Linked DNA regions of Homo sapiens: region 2 is linked to region 1. The links are chromatin contacts, found by Hi-C or POLR2A ChIA-PET in ENCODE. All regions are on one chromosome and are shown on one strand. Each heading gives the region's core, a stretch centred on a gene start or an enhancer-like site at or near the end of the contact. The rest is flanking DNA. Distances are from core to core; before and after follow the strand shown. Region 1 has its middle 50 kb from the start of SNHG14. Region 2 holds the start of SNHG14 (small nucleolar RNA host gene 14).

What was found. A loop is a pair of places that touch in the nucleus more often than their neighbours do. ChIA-PET counts read pairs that join two places held with the same protein, here RNA polymerase II (POLR2A). Pooled maps may share reads with other maps.
Region 2: a pooled map shows a loop between it and region 1 (3-fold over the local background). The contact joins the promoter of SNHG14 here to the enhancer-like site in region 1. A Hi-C loop is called at or near these places in 2 of 50 pooled maps. POLR2A ChIA-PET finds 5 or more read pairs at or near these places in 3 of 52 experiments (BJ, H1 and WTC11).

What each region holds. Positions count from the first base shown.
Region 1 is chr15:24,770,994-24,775,756 of GRCh38, forward strand. No RefSeq gene overlaps it. Among named protein-coding and RNA genes, the nearest start is that of SNHG14, 50 kb to the right of the region's middle. RefSeq lists enhancers at 1,278-2,174, 2,026-2,195, 2,089-2,383, 2,175-3,070. Within about 2 kb of position 2,223, at least 14 of the 41 ENCODE cell types and tissues checked have a DNase peak (open chromatin) inside an H3K27ac peak, as active enhancers do.
Region 2 is chr15:24,821,099-24,825,861 of GRCh38, forward strand. It overlaps SNHG14 (small nucleolar RNA host gene 14), which reads left to right and starts at 2,510. Exons shown (of 148, transcript NR_146177.1): 1 at 2,510-2,725. It also overlaps a transcript of SNRPN not described here.

The DNA of each region.
Region 1 (4,763 bases), core at 973-3,472:
GGCTGTTTTTTAGAAATTGTCTACCTTAAGGTTTTACATTTTAATCTATGATAAATTTTGAATAATTTTTAATATATACTACAAAATAAGGGTGAACATTTTGGTTTTTATTTTTGGTATATGAATATTCAGTTGTTCAAGAATCATTTGTTGCAAACTCTGTCCTTTCGCCATTAAATTTCTTTGGAACATGAGTCAAAAATCTACCAACCACATAAGTGTAGGTCTATTTCTGGGTGCTAAGCTGTTTCATTTATCTAAATATATATCCCTACACCAAAGCACACTATCTGTACTAATACTGCATTATATTAAATTTTGAAATAGGTAAAGTGAGTACCCTAACATTGTTCCTCCTTTTCTTAATGTGTTTGGCTATTCTACTTTGACTTTCTAATACAAATTTTAGAATCTATTTGTCAATTTCTACAAAAAAAAATAATGGGATGTTGATTGAGGATTTAGTGAATGCATAGATTAAAATGTAAGAATCGCTCTCTTAATATTGACCTTCCAATTCATGAAATTAGTGTATCGCTGTATTTATTTAGATCTTTTAAAACTAATCTCATCAGTGTTTCCTAATTCCCAGAGTACAATTTTTGCCAGATTTATCTCTAAGAATATCATTTTTATATTGCTGTAAATATATTTTAACTTCAATGCTCAATTTTTCATTATCGCTATAAGGGAAGACAGTTGATTTTCACCTATGCATTTTTGCAAACTAAGAAAATCTAGTGACAACCATGTGGTATATATATTGCTACATGTGAGGCATGGACAAATGAACAACAAACATACATTTCTCCTATATCTGAGACATCAGTCAAGCTGATATTCGAACATATAGGCAATAAAAATCAGATTAGAGAGGCTGCATAGTTATGTGGAAATCCACAAAATGCATGTGCATACAACACTAATTTAAATGGTCACTGCAGGTATCCTGCAGGAAGTAATTTAAGATTGAAAACATGAATAAGTAGCTGAAAAACGATGCAAATTTAAGCTGGGAAAGACAAAAGAATGATTAGTATTCATGTAGAAACCATGACATGTATACAAGTCAAAATATTTGAGGCATCACAAGAATAGCAATTTCAGAACACATGAAGGAAGTTACAAATCTATGTCAGGGCTAGATTTTTAAGAAATTATGTGGGGTTGAGGCTCAGCCCCTGCATTGGCAAAGAAAAAGTTATGGGTGATGAAAATAGACAACCTAAAGTCCTGGAAAAGAGTCCACACAAAATTTTAGTATTTTCAAGGTAGAAGCTTCTCTTGACTCAGTTGGACCTCCCTGTGAAAAATACGAAATCAGAAAAGGAACTTTCCACCTAGAAAACGAATTTCAGTACCAAGCATAGGTTGCTTTCACGCCTAAACCCCTCCTTACTTGAATTGCAGAAGTACCTGCTATACTGTAGTTTTTGGGCATGAGGGACCCCTGTGCTCACAGCGCCATCTAGCATCAACAGAAAGGGGGGCTGATGGCAATAGAAAGGGGGGCTGATGGCAGCCTTAATAAATTCAGGAGAGGAAAAAAAAAAACACAAAACAAAACAGATGGCGGCCCAGCATCCAGGAACTGCTGTGTTCATTTGAGTAGGATTTTTCTTATATTCGTTTAAAAACTGAAACATAATTCATAATTGCTGCAGGGGTTAGGGGTGAAATGCAATTGGTAACCATTCCCAGTAAAGACTCAGGGAATCCTGGCCCAAGACCACATTTCCTGTCATTTAACGCAAGGGTTAAAAGGTCGAAGTGAATCCCATTACGCTAACTGATTTCATTTACAAACATGGATGTATAGGAGTGTGTTACTATGCACGGAATCATACTTCGGATGTGAGTGTAAAACGAGTTCAGCTGATTTTGCACTGTCACATTAAACCCGGAACCATGTGTTTCCATATACATCACGCTCCTCTTTGGTAGCACTACAGTTCATAAGATGAATGTAATTTCTTAGATTACAGCCTTAACGGGTTATTACTCTTTCAATGTTTTCTAATGTGATATAGATGTCGGACGTATTCGCTCAAGTATACGTGGCGGGGCCGGGGTCCCGACCGTCTGTCGGAGCGAGCTGTGCCGCAAAGCCCAGCTACTCCGATCTCACAGGGATGGTGGCAGGAAATGCGCCATTGTTCGGCGCAGCGAAACAGCCCGCAGTGCGCTGTAGGAAGGTCACATGACAGAGGGGGAAGACGGTGGCCGGCAGCAGCCGATCCACTGCGCGCCTGCGCGGCTCCGGTGGCGTGAATGTCGCTGGTCTCCCGTCACCGTTTCCGTTTCCGGGCGAGTCTGTTCGGCTTATGGCGTCTGCTAGGAGTCTCCTATCCGGCGTTTGTGCCGCAGAAAACCTTTAACCTGCGTTTTACCCGTAAACATTTTCCTTTTTAGGCTTCCTATCATTGTTTTGGTTCTTGCTCCTGTATTAACTTTGTTTTTGGTTTTTTCTTTTTTTTTTTTTTTCAAGACGGAGTCTCGCTCTGTCGCCCAGGCTGGAGTGCAGTGGTGCGATCTCGGCTCACTGCAAGCTCCGCCTCCCGCGTTCACGCTATTCTCCTACCTCAGCCTCCCGAGTAACTGGGACTACAGGCGCCCGACATCACGCCCGGCTAATTTTTTTAATTTTAATAGAGATGGAGTTTCACCATGTTAGCCAGGATGGTCTCGATCTGCTGACCTCGTGATCCGCTCGCCTCGGCCTCCCAAAGTGCTGGGATTACAGGCGTGAGCCACCGCGCTCGGCCGTATTAACTTTGTTTTAACCTAAGTTTTGTTTCTTTTTCCCATAAAAATACCTTAGTGTTTATGCAACACTGTCTTTTCATAAACGTTGCACAGACCATGATTTTATACCCTTTCTTTTAAATATTAATTTTCATTTCTCTTTTTTCTGCATTCGTCTGAAAAATTGAATTATTTTTCAATAATTTTGAAATTACTGTCATTTTTTAAGGGATACTTCTTTAATCATGTTTGTATTTTCCCTAAGATTCTCGATTGACTCTCTTTTATCTTTTCCAACTAAGCACCTGTTTTACGAGAGGTATTGTGGGGGCTTCAAGGTCAAACTTTCCCCCAATGCCTCTATATCCATTATAAAATACCATTTTTTATTTTAACAAAAAGTTGTACAAGGTTGAAAGAAGTTTCTCAGCTATATGCTTTTCTCTGTATCCTGACTTCCCTTACTTCATCACTCTATCCATCACTTTACAACTGATAATTCAATCCCAAAATTCTTTTACTAATCGGCTTATTAAATTTGTGCCTTCCATTTGAAGAACCGGGGGTTACCCAAGGCCTGATTTTTCCTAGGACACTGGGAGAACACAAGATCTGGTTCCCAGTGCCAGAGAGATGATCACCTAGGAAGAAACAAGTCATAGGTCAGACAAGAGCCACAAGGGCGTCTGCCGTTCTAAACACATTTCCTGTTAGACAGACACTTGGTTATGGGTCAGACAGTTATGGCTTAGGGCATTGGCCACGTAAAAGAAGTATCCCATGAACGGCACACTGTAAACACCCATTTCCAGCTCCCTTTCATCTCCCATTACGGCAGAGTTGATCGCCATTCTGGTACCAGGACCTGGATATAGTTGTAAGTTCCTAGAACCGGAGGTCAGAATTGGCCTTGTACAGTACCTGTAGGAGTCTAAATGAGGGCTACCTACTGGAAGTCAATGAAACAAAGATTTAAGGTGGATCTAAATGGAAATACATATATCTCAAACTGCTATACACATAATAGTCTGATTTTGTACATATGAACTTGAAAGTAAAAGTAATTCATAAATGAATTCGCAATATTTTGAAACTAATTCTGATCTGAATTGGATTTTGAATCAGAAGTCATGGATGTCTTCCACCGTCTGTGCCATGAAGAGAGATGGCAATGAGGCATTCCTTAGTAAATGAGGCTGCACTACTCTGTGATTTCAACCTGTCCTGCTGACACCTTTGTGCATGTTTTGCTGCAGGTGACATTACAGAAGGAAATAGCAGAAGGTTTCAAAACAAGTTCATCCATGTGCAGACAATGAAAACTATGCCATGGCTGCAAGAAGGCTAACAGAATTGTAACATTTGACAGAAAATAATACAAAAAAGTGAAATATGATAAGTAAGAAGGATATGGAAATATTTATTAAGGGAGCCATATTAGTAGAGCTACATCTTACAGAACAAGAACATCTTCCTTGATCAAAGGGGCAAAACTTTCCAGGAGAGAAAAGGAGCATATGAGGTAGAAATAGCGTGATCCATAAGAGGGTCTCTACAATGGCTTGAGAATGGGGAGACAAGAAGAGTCAGGGAGACAGCAGGGTTTACACCTGTTCTGAGAACAGAAAGGAGCAAAAAAAAAATGTTCATTTTCAAGTTCAAATCCTCTTCAGATTGAAAGATAGAGTTAATTGGGGAAAAGACAAGAATATAGTAAAGAGTTTGAGAGATTCATTCATATGTAAAATTCAATATTAAAATAATCTGTGTTGCTTTTTGGCCACTGCATGTGTTGGGCTCACAGGGGAAAATATTTTTAAAATTTATGTCCTCTGATTTCAGTCCAGTGGGAATTCAGAAAACTTAACAAAATCCAAACTGTAAGTGGAAGCGTGCCCCTGGGAACTGAGAGGACAGGCATGAGACCTGTAATGGGATGGACAAGGAAGGCCTCTAGGATGAGGAACATTGGAGGAGATTCTGAAGATTGAGGAACGGTTTTTGACCAAGCAGAGGAG
Region 2 (4,763 bases), core at 1,260-3,759, 50 kb after region 1:
AAATATAGTGTGTTCCATTATTGCTAGAGTACATATTTTCACATCTTTCAAACACATATGTACTATGGTTTAGATCTTTGGCCCCCCAGACCTCCTGTTATAAATTGATCCCCAGTGTTGGAAGTAGGATCTGATAGGAGGTGCTTGAGTTTTGGGGGAAATCCCTCAAGAATGGCTTGGTATTGTTCTCATGGCAATGAGTGAGTACTTACTCTGCTAATTTCGAGGAGAGCTGGTTGCTGAAAAGAGCCCAACATTTGCCCCCTCTCTTGCTTCCTCTCTCACCATGTGATCTCTGCACACACAAGCTCCCCTTTTCTTTCTGTCATGAGTAGAACCAGCTTGAGACCCCAGTCAGAAGAAAGTATTGGTGCCATGCTTCTTTTACAGTCCATAGAACTGTGAGCTAAATAAATTTCTTTTCTTTATAAATTACCCAGACTCAAGTATTCCTTCCTAGCGATACAAATGAACTAAGACAAAATGCTTCTTAAAATTGATAGTGTCAAAACACTATTGGTCAAAATGCAGACTTTTTGTGGTTGTCCTTATATGAATGCACATGAACCTGTCCTAGAAACCTTCCATTGACACCTTCTTTTAATGTCATCAACACAAAACTTGCAGAGGAGCTGTCAGCAGGTTGGAAAGATAATCTCACAGAGTGTTGCGTAGGAATCTCACAAGAAATGAAATATCACCAAAGCTTCTGGTTAACAGAGAAGATGATAATGAGGAGAAAATCATAAGAAAGATGAATAGTGACTCAGAAGAGGTGCATCTGGATGAGAGAAATTTATCAATATCTTTATTTTTCTATTTTTTGAGACAGAGTCTTGCTCTGTCACCCAAGCTGGAGTGCAGTGGCACAATCTCGGTCCACTGCAACTTCCATCTCCCGGGTTCAAGCAATTCTTCTGCCTCAGTCTCCCAAGTAGCTGGGATTACAGGCACACACTACCACACCGGGCAAATTTTTGTATTTTTAGTAGAGAATTTTTTTTTTTTTTTTTTTTGAGATGGAGTCTCACTCTGTTGCTGAGGCTGGAGTGCAGTGGCACAATCTCGGCTCACTGCAAGCTCCGCCTCCCAGGTTCACGCCATTCTCCTGCCTCAGCCTCCTGAGTAGCTGAGGGGACTACAGGCACCTGCCACCACACCTGGCTAATTTTTTGTATTTTTAGTAGAGATGGGGTTTCACCGTGTTAGCCAGGATGGTCTCGATCTCCTGACCTCAGGATCCTCCCGCCTCGGCCTCCCAAAGTGCTGGGATTACAAGTGTGAGCCACCGCGCCGAGCAGCAATACCTTTTTTAACGTGATTTGCTTATATTTGCATCTCATTGGAGTGATATAAAACAAATATCCACATTTATATATGTCGAAAAGAGTTATTGTCATTAATTGTGAGGTAAAAATTATAAGGTGTAGGAAGTATTTGTACCATATCTTGTCAATGATTTTATTCCTTTACTATGGCGTAAAATAATGATGTATTTTACAATTGATACAAAAAATATATTTAAATTACTTAGAAAACACTGTCAATATTAGCATACTGATGTTGTGATTAGTATAGACCTGATATTTATCTACAGGCATTATGTATCATTAGTTCATTCATTTCTCCCAAAATATCAAAAGGTAGGTTCTATTACCACTCCTAAGTACAAGTTCTGAATTTGAGCTAAAGCCCTGCAAAAAAAGGGCTGTCTCCATAGTCCTTGCTCACATAAACTATGTTAGAAAATGTTTTTCTGTTAAATTGTGAATACATTGTAGGTCTAATTTAATAAATCTTATGCTAGCCTATAGTCATGAAGATATTTTCCTAACATAGGTTGTAAATACTGTATTAAAAGGTATTTATATTTGGGTCTATGATGCACCTGCAATTAATTTTATGTGTAATGTGAAGTTAAAGGTACATTTAACTTCCCCCAATGAACATTAATTTCCTAGAACATTGATTGTAAAAGCCATCTTTCTACTAATAACTGCTCTTATTAATTATTTGCATTTATATTATTTTGTCTGTTTTGAGCTTTCCTTTATTTCATTGGTTCACCTTTCTATCTGTGCAAATATTACATTGTCTTAATTACTAAGAGTCTTCATTTAATACAAGAATTTTCCATCCACAGCCCTTTAGCCTATCTACTGTGGTGTTCTAAAAGGAAGAAAGAGGCTAGTAAATCCTGGATACTTTGCTCCTACACCAATATTCCCAGCTGTACCTTGAAATAAAAGGATTTAGAACTTTAGAACATTGCTGTTGTTGCTTATGTCTCTAATGTTCTCTTGAATCTTGACAATCCCCGAACACTGCTCCCCGCTTTATTTGTTTAGTCCAGTCCCAGTGAAATAAATTAGATGTCAAGGCTCCTCATTATGGTTGCCTGGTTTTTGGAACCTGGGGTACTTTGTACTCCTCCAGCAACAGCCAGAGGTGGCAGAGAGCTGTCAGTCATCCCTGGGTGCCTCCTGCGCAAGCGCAGTTGTCCTCCTGCGCCGACCTCGAATGCGGTCCTCCTGCTGCAGACCACGCCCACCAAGGGCTGGCCGCAGCCACTGTAGCTGAGCTCAGAGCCTTCTGTGTGGTTTGCGGGGGCAAGGTCAGCTGCCCCCTGCCCTCTCTCTGGGGCTATTTGAGGAATGCGGCCTTTTTGCATAAGAAAGGCTTTTCTCTACAGTAACTGTGGTCGCTGATCAATGACACCTTCCTGGTAACATTTCATATTGCTTTTTTGGAGGTGGGGGTGCAGATATCTTTAAAACTTGCATGCGATTGTCTTTCTTTTAATCACATAAACATCATTTAAAACCAATTCATATTTTGTATTGTATATTAATGCCTTTCATTCCTGTATTTTAAAATGCTATCATAATCATTTTTCGAAATACATATTTAATTATTTTCATCTGTTCAATCATCTTTCTTTAGTAATTAAATGAAAATAGCACTTTATTAAGAAAGACAAATGTTACATATTCTCTGTTTTAGTGTTTTCCAGAAATTTGCTATGAAATACGACTGGTTGAAAAGGAGAGGGTCAGAGACTTTCCTGAGAGCCACAGGACAAAATTTACTTACAATCGCAGGCTTAAAGAAGCTATGATAGTTTAAATTACGTGGCTTAGTTTGTTCTTATTGTGGAAGGTGCACAAGGAATTAATTTGTGTAGACAGAACACTGAGAGTCCCATTCTGAATGCAGAGACAGCTACTTTGCTACCGTGCAAATGAGTGTCGTCATATTGTTTGTTTTTCTCCTTACCCAAAAGCTATAGACATTGGCTTGCATATTTGAGTATTTTCACTTTGGTTTTGTAAATGGCTGCTTGACTTGCCTTCCTACAGAAAATCCATAATACAGAGATGTATTATTTTCTTACTCCTTTATGAGTGATTAGTTTGCACTGAAATAAAAATGCCACTCAGGAAATGTCATACATCTTCAAGCAGCATATATTTTAATAGTATCATCTTGTAGAAAGGGAATTACAATCTTTATTTCTTCTATATCAATGAGCAAACTACTTTTTTAATTTTTATATGTTCATTTTTATTGACTTAGTCAATAGTTTACCTACTTTTTAGGTTTTACGTGCTCCATTAATGTCCATTGTTTTAGGCTGAACCTTTGACACTCCTCATATATCGTTTGTATGAGACTAGATGGCAAGTAAAGATAGGATTCCTCACCCTAGGTTAAACACTAACTTCCTCTTGAAGAAACAACTTAGGAGTCCAAAAAGCAGGCTAGGAATTGTTTAGGTTCTGCAATACGAATTGTGCAAATGCCAACAGGATTGAATTGAGAGAAACACATTCTCTAATGAAGGACTCATTCCTGCAGGGTGGATCTATGAGATTCAATAGCAAATGGCTGTTATACAAGTAATGAAATCCTCAATCTTATGGTCTAAAAGCGATTCTGGGGGGCACTTATTTAAGATACATGAGATGTGAAAAAGCAATGGACCAAGAGCATTGATAGTTTATGGATATTTTTATTTCACATTATTGATAGAGCTTTGTTTGCCAGGCAATGCTGCAGTCAGGCACTCGGGGTTTCAATACCCTATACAGAAAATCTCAAGAGCAGACCTTGGTTAATTTTTTTAAGTAACCCTCATCTTCATTCTTTTATTGTATTATGACCTCGCGCCATTGACCTTAAATTTCACTACAAATTTAGAAGAACCTAATAGTCATTGCAAACTAGATAGATAATGGTATTTATGTAATGAAGGACAAGGGAAAGATGATTCCCAAATCTGAAAGAAACTAGAAGTTTTCTGGGGAAACAAATAGAGGAGATAAGATTTACTGGTTTATTCTTCATTGATGAGAGTTGCGTTCTGTTCTGATAAATGGAAAGCTCCATTGAAATTACAGATGGTCCTCAACTTAAGTTGGGGCTACTTCCCAATAAACCATATTGAAAATGGTTTCATAAATTGAAAATATCACCATAAATTGAAATATCATAAATTGAAAATATCACCAGTCAAAATGTGTTTAACATGCCTACCTTACTGAACATCATACTTTAGTCTAGCCTGTCTTAAGAGTGCTCAGAACACTTATATTTGCCTACATTTGTACAAAATCATCTAACAGAAACCATATTTTATAATGTGTTAAATATCTCATGTAACTTATTGAATACTGCAATGAAAATGAAAAGCAGAATGGTTGTATGGGTACTCGAAGTACAATTTCTACTGAATGTGTATTGCTTTCTCACAATTATAAAGT